Linked DNA regions of Homo sapiens: region 2 is linked to region 1. Evidence: chromatin loops called from intact Hi-C (ENCODE). Cell type or tissue: sigmoid colon. All regions are shown on one strand. Each heading gives the region's core, and the rest is flanking DNA. Links, peaks and the distances in the headings are about the cores only.

Region 1 (2,917 bases), core at 213-2,712:
GGTTTTTTGGTGAAACAGAGGCTAGGGGCCTGTTGGCACACCCAACACCCTCTATTTTGTTGATCTAAACTCTTGATGGTCTTTTTGCAAAGTGCATTTCTGTATTGTCTTAAATTACTTGAACCAGTAAAATTTTCACTACTCTTCCTTTGCTCTCATGGTAAACCAAGCTCTTGATCCTCTCCATCAACATCAGTGAAATAAGAAAGCAAAGGACTAGAAGGGATTGGTTTCTCTGTGTAGTTCTGCCAGGCTTTGATTTGTAACTGGAAAATCACTGGCTCTGGGCTAACCTGAGTTTCTGCATCTTTTTTTTTTTTTTGACGGAGTCTTGCTCTGTTGCCCAGGCTGGAGTGCAGTGGTGTGATCTCGGCTCACTGCAACCTCCGCCTCCCAGGTTCAAGCAATTCTCCCACCTCTGCCTCCCGAGTAGCTGGGATTACAGGCATGCGCCACCATACCTGGCTAATTTTTGTATTTTTAGTAGAGACGGGGTTTGGTGAGTTTCTGCATCTTTATTTTTAACTTGGCAGTGCTTTCCTCACTCAACCTGTAGATATCTGTAGTAAATATAACTGTTGTCTGTAATGACACAATAAAGCAGGAGAGGTACACTTTGGATATGTAACCTGTATGTCTCATGAAGTGCTATGAATTGTCTGTTACCACACTTCATAATATCTTGCAATTTTAGTAGGTGAAAATATGTTAGCCTCTATTTGCTGACTAAGGCCTTGCCCCTACTATCTTACAATTGAGAATGTTAAAAATGTTCTCAGTTCAGCAGTTAATATACATTGAGTATCACATTCCAAGTATTAGATAAGGAGCTAAGCCTCTTTCTAAATTATAAAGGGGACAGGGGAAAAATGGGAGCCAACAAGCCATCTGTAGTACATGCCCCCAGCACAGTTCTGCAGAATTGAAGGCAAAAGTTGCCTGTGAAACCATGGTCAAGACAGCCATCTGGGAGGAAGGGGCTCTTGACCTTGGGGCCATCTCCGAGCATTTGCCTTGTGGCAAATGAAAGCTGAAGCATTGCTCTATTTTTCAATATGCCCAACTCACTCTAAGCCTGAGGATGATCACCATGCTGCATGAATTTTGTAACCAGCCTGTGAAATTTGGCTGCTGCCCCACGGCCAAATTTGAGAGTGGTTGCTGGGCCTGGTCCAGCCATAACCACCCTGGCTGTGGTTGTAAATCACTGGGAGGTTGTGAACGAGTGTCTGTAAAAGGCTGGTTGCTTGAAGCTCTTTTTCTTCTTGGAAACTGCAGAGAAGTAGATACCAATAGTTGAACATGCCCTGCTTTGGATGGAGCCCCGGCATCAGACCTCTCCTCCCTAGTCCAATCTCAGGCCCCATCCTCTTCTCTGTTTCTTTTTAGTGTGCCTGTCCCTGTCCCCCCAACCTAACAATGCTGCCTTGGTTTTTAAAGCACATAACATTCTTCCATGAATCAAGTCATTATAGTTGTTTTGAATTCCAGAGCATTTGATTGATGTGACTGTTTGTATAAGCAACATCCTCTTCTACTCCGAATAAATTTCCAGCCCCTCTTTGGGAAACTGACTCATAGCAGAGCTATGACACTGAAGTGCGAGGATTGGAGATGGAGAGTGCTGTCTCCAGTTAAATTGGAGATGGTGCTTAGAAATCATCATTTAAACCACCCCCCGCCCAAAAGGAAAAATAAACCTCCAGATGCACTGATCCTATTTCCTCAGGACTCTCAATTCAGGGTGGTATCATTGCCCTACAATGATCAGAACTCTTTTGTGTTTTGCTATATCAGTGGCAATCAGCATCATTAAAATTCATGACAGTGTAATTTTATATACTTTTAGAAATGATCTAGCAATGATCTAATAATTCAATGTATTAAAATGAATGCCAAAATTCAAGAAAAAATATCCAAGAGAAAAAACAAAGAGAAACAGACTGGTGGTATAAGAACCCAAAAATCATTAAAAAAAAGAAAGAAACACCTAAAACATTTTGGTTTGATTTTTACCTTGGGGTGAAGGCAACAATGCTGTCTGAAACTTTGAAAACCATTGGTAGAGAATTGAAATGAGACAAAACAAAATAATAAAGAACTGGAATAAAAATCTTCACCAAGTCTGTTACCCTGCACAAGAGCCAAATGTAACTTTGAAACCTGATGCCAATCCCAAGTGCTCAAAGTTACTGCCTTTGCTCTTTTTAATATGCTGGCTGATTATGGAGCTAATAATACATATAATTGAAAATCGCTGTTGGATCCTTTGAAGTTTGCTGCCATATAATATCCTACGGAAGAAAGGAAAAAAAAATTTAAACCCTTGGGGAGATTCTTCAAACAATGCTTTAAATATTCAGAATCAACAGTTAATGGTGTTAGACTTACCTCAAGAAGTTCATCATGATTAGAAAATATACTATTAAGTCAGAAAAGCACTCTAATAGTTTCTATCTCTAATAAATGTCACCAGGCAGTCATTGTCTGAATTACTTAATTTCTGCCTCACTCTGGCTCACATTAATATTTTATTTCTAGAAAAGTATGTGACCAGAACAAAGTGCCCAAATCAGTTCTTGTCAGCCAACTTCATCCATGACTTTGGAAGCGACGCTGCTAAGACAAAGTGGTTCTTTAGGAGAGACAATGTCATGCTGCCGAGGCTTTCATTTTAGGACAGGGTTTTGCAGTGAATTAATAGCCTCTGGAAATGGTGCAGAGCTACAATAACAGCTTTCTCGTTTTGATTATAAGGCAGAATGGTTTCTGGTTTTCTGTAATATTTGCATTGTGAATGGGATTCCGTTTTTTCTCATTTAGATGCAGTGATCAGGTGAGAGGAATCTAAGCCTGTTCCATCAAAGCCCTATATTGTGACCAGAATACAAATTACTTGATTCTGGTTCTTTTAAAA
Region 2 (2,917 bases), core at 272-2,771, 67 kb before region 1:
CAATTACGTAACTGTGTTTCTATTTTCTGTTGGAAATTTTAGAGAAGATTATCAAGGTTATCTGTGCTCAATGTGTGCATCTCAGATCAGCAGCATCAGCATCACCTGGGAGCTTGTTAGAGCTGGAGACTCTCAGGCTCCACGGCAGACTTCCTGAATCAGAAGCTACAATTTAACAGGATCCTCGGGTGATCTGAAAATGCAATAAAGTTTGGGAAGCACTGCTGTTGGTCATTAGACAATCTAATGAACTAAGACTTTTGCCGAGCATCTGGTAGGTGGAGGGGGTCCATCATACAATTCTGAATGGCAGTCATTTAGATAAGTACAAGTTGGCTAAGGTGGGAATAAAATGTTTGCTCAAATGATCTGTTAATTTTTGTAAAAAGAAGAAAGGGCAATAATACCTGAAGTTATTGAATTGTAATACCCGAGGGTATTAAAATGAAGAAAGGCAGTGTCTGATGGCTGTGTGTCAGGGGAGTCATGCCCTATTGCATAATTAGGAGTGTATTGTTTCTGTTCTCTGCTTTTACAGTCAGATAAACATTGAACAGACATCACATCTGTTTAGTGATTCAGGAGTTGGACTTTCGAGGGGGAAAGTTATCTAATTATAATGTCACTAAACGTGTGCTAATTTCACAACACTCATTTTTCGGTCTTCTATGGAGAGTGAGATTAGGAAACATCCAGAAAGGGCAAGTCAGGTCTGTAGAATGAAGTCAGCAATCATTGGTTAATTTAAACAAAACAGCCACCCAGCCCAACCCATACACAATCATCCTGTTGCCTTCTGCAGACACTTTCTCTGTTGGAGCTGATATCCGAGGACATTTATCCTCTCTTTCCCAGGCTTAAAGCACAGGTGGATTTAAAGCTCTCTTTCGTATGGTTTGTCACGAAGTAACAGTAACTGATAGATGGTGTCTCCACTCTGGATATAGAGCGAGCTAATGAGCTTTGACAATGACCACTGGTTAAAGACCCAGGACTGATGAGTGCGCTAGTGACTCTAGTGACCCCAGCCTACTGATTTTTATTGACAGCCTGTTGACATAACTAAGAGTTTGTGATTTAAGCTTTTTTAAGCCCTTAAATAAAATAAAAATAAGGTCTTTCTAATAGTACTTCTTTGTAATTTGTCTTAATTAAACATACCACCTTTTTTGGAAGCACTCTGTTTTTTAGTTATTTGCAAAATGGCTTTGTCTAAAGAGAAGTGTGTGTGCGGGTGTGTGTGTGTGTGTGTATTTTTTACCATCCTGCCTCCTGCTATGGCAAAACTCAGCAACATATGAAACCCGAGAGCTGTAATTGATTTTTCCATTTCTATGTTCTTGGGAGATGGAAGTAAAAGGGTTACATCAGAATCTTTCTAGAAACATTCTGCTCTAAATCAAACTCTGCTGGTGAGTAATCGTTGTTGCCTTGGTGAGCTTTATTGCCATTTGCTGATGCAGCTTGCTGTAGCCAAACTACCACAAGGGACGTATAATGGGAGCCCTGTATTCAAGCCCTTCTTGGAAGAAATCTATAAAAGAGCAGAGATGTGAACCTAGCAATAAATCCTAGAGGCATTTGTGCTGGAGCCATGAAATGATACCAATAACTCCTTAGTAACATATTAAAGGGACAATAAAGGGAACTCGCCAGGGAATTTTATGTATTAAGGCTATTTTTAATTGAAACTCATCAAAGAGACAACAGAGCATGAGACAGCAGCTGTTTCCCCATTGCTTTTCATTCATTTTAGATTTTATTGTGAACTCTACTTTTATCTTGCCACTTAACTAACAGCTCATTATTTAAAACAGCCTCAAAGATTGGTCAACGCTACTCAAGAGCCCCTAAGTGGGTTCATCAACCTATAAGCTCCACACTTGTTCTCACCCTTTCAGAGCTGCTTTCTGTGATCTCATCTAGACGTCCTCAATAAGTCAGTTAAGTAATCGGCCAGTCAGTTTAGGTTGAGTTGGTGCCTACTATGTGTCTAGTAGTATGCTAAGTGTCACAGAGAATATGAGGAAAGAGAGATCACTGCTCCTCAAGGGGCTCAGAGCTTATTTAGAGGTGCTCAGAATAAAACAAGGGGGCCAGGAGAATAATGCAAAGTAGAGTTAAATGCTAAACCGTTTAAGGAGTGGGGATCTCAGGGTGGTGGGAATAATGAGGGAGGGTTTCTTGGAAGAGGAGGACCCGAGATGGGCTCTGAACAGGAGGCAGAGAGTAAGGGCAAGTGGGAGGTGTTGTAGGTGCAGACAGGGCTGTCTGAAGCATGAGCTTTATGTTAGAGACCGGTGGGAAAACTTGGATGAATTAGGGGTGGGATGTAGGGTAAAGAAGATGATATAGGAGGACTTCACTTGGAGAAGACCAAACTGGAGCCAGAGAGGTAAAACTGTGGTGCCTCCAAGGCGGGAGAAGATAAGGGAAGGGGAAGGGGAAGCGGGTATAGTGGGGGAAGGAAGAGCCGAAGAGACATTGTAAAGGGCTTGAGGTCTCTTTCCCCCATTTTAGAAATTCCTTAGCTAACTTCCTTCCTACTCAATGTTTCTCAGAATGTGTTCTGTGAACCACCTACATTGAACTTGTTAAAAAGGCAGATTTTTGGCAGATTCCTTGGACCTACTAAATTAGAATCATTGGAAATACAGATCTTTAATAATTCCTATACATTTTACCCAGGAGGAAATGGAAGCTCAGGGAGGCTAAGTAATTTGCCCAATTATCACAAAGCTCAGAAAGTAGTGGAGCTGCGGCTTGCATCCAGCCTCCAAAGTTCATTCTGTTTCTATCCCAGTTGCCTCTCTGTTTACTCTATCTCTATGTTGTATGGAGAAACTAGGCTGGCCACATTTGTGTTGTGGCTTTCATGTGTTTATGTTTTTAAAAAAGTTTTTTCTTGTGTGCTGTG

What was found. A loop is a pair of places that touch in the nucleus more often than their neighbours do. Peaks named below come from ENCODE experiments on the same cell type or tissue, not always from the same donor. Only the 100,000 strongest peaks of a DNase experiment are listed, where the experiment ranks them.
Region 2: a loop joins it to region 1, with 2.4 times the contacts of the local background. A loop is called at or near these places in 3 of 110 quality-filtered maps.

Annotation. Positions count from the first base shown.
Region 1 is chr5:72,623,380-72,626,296 of GRCh38, reverse strand. All of the region lies in intron 7 of TNPO1-DT (TNPO1 divergent transcript), which reads left to right. Among named protein-coding and RNA genes, the nearest start is that of ZNF366, 120 kb to the right of the region's middle. In sigmoid colon, for the core only: no CTCF peak of the experiment used is centred there; a DNase peak (open chromatin) is centred at 1,166; H3K27ac peaks cover 315 bases.
Region 2 is chr5:72,690,908-72,693,824 of GRCh38, reverse strand. The region is part of intron 5 of TNPO1-DT (TNPO1 divergent transcript); the gene reads left to right. Among named protein-coding and RNA genes, the nearest start is that of TNPO1-DT, 120 kb to the left of the region's middle. In sigmoid colon, for the core only: no CTCF peak of the experiment used is centred there; no DNase peak of the experiment used is centred there.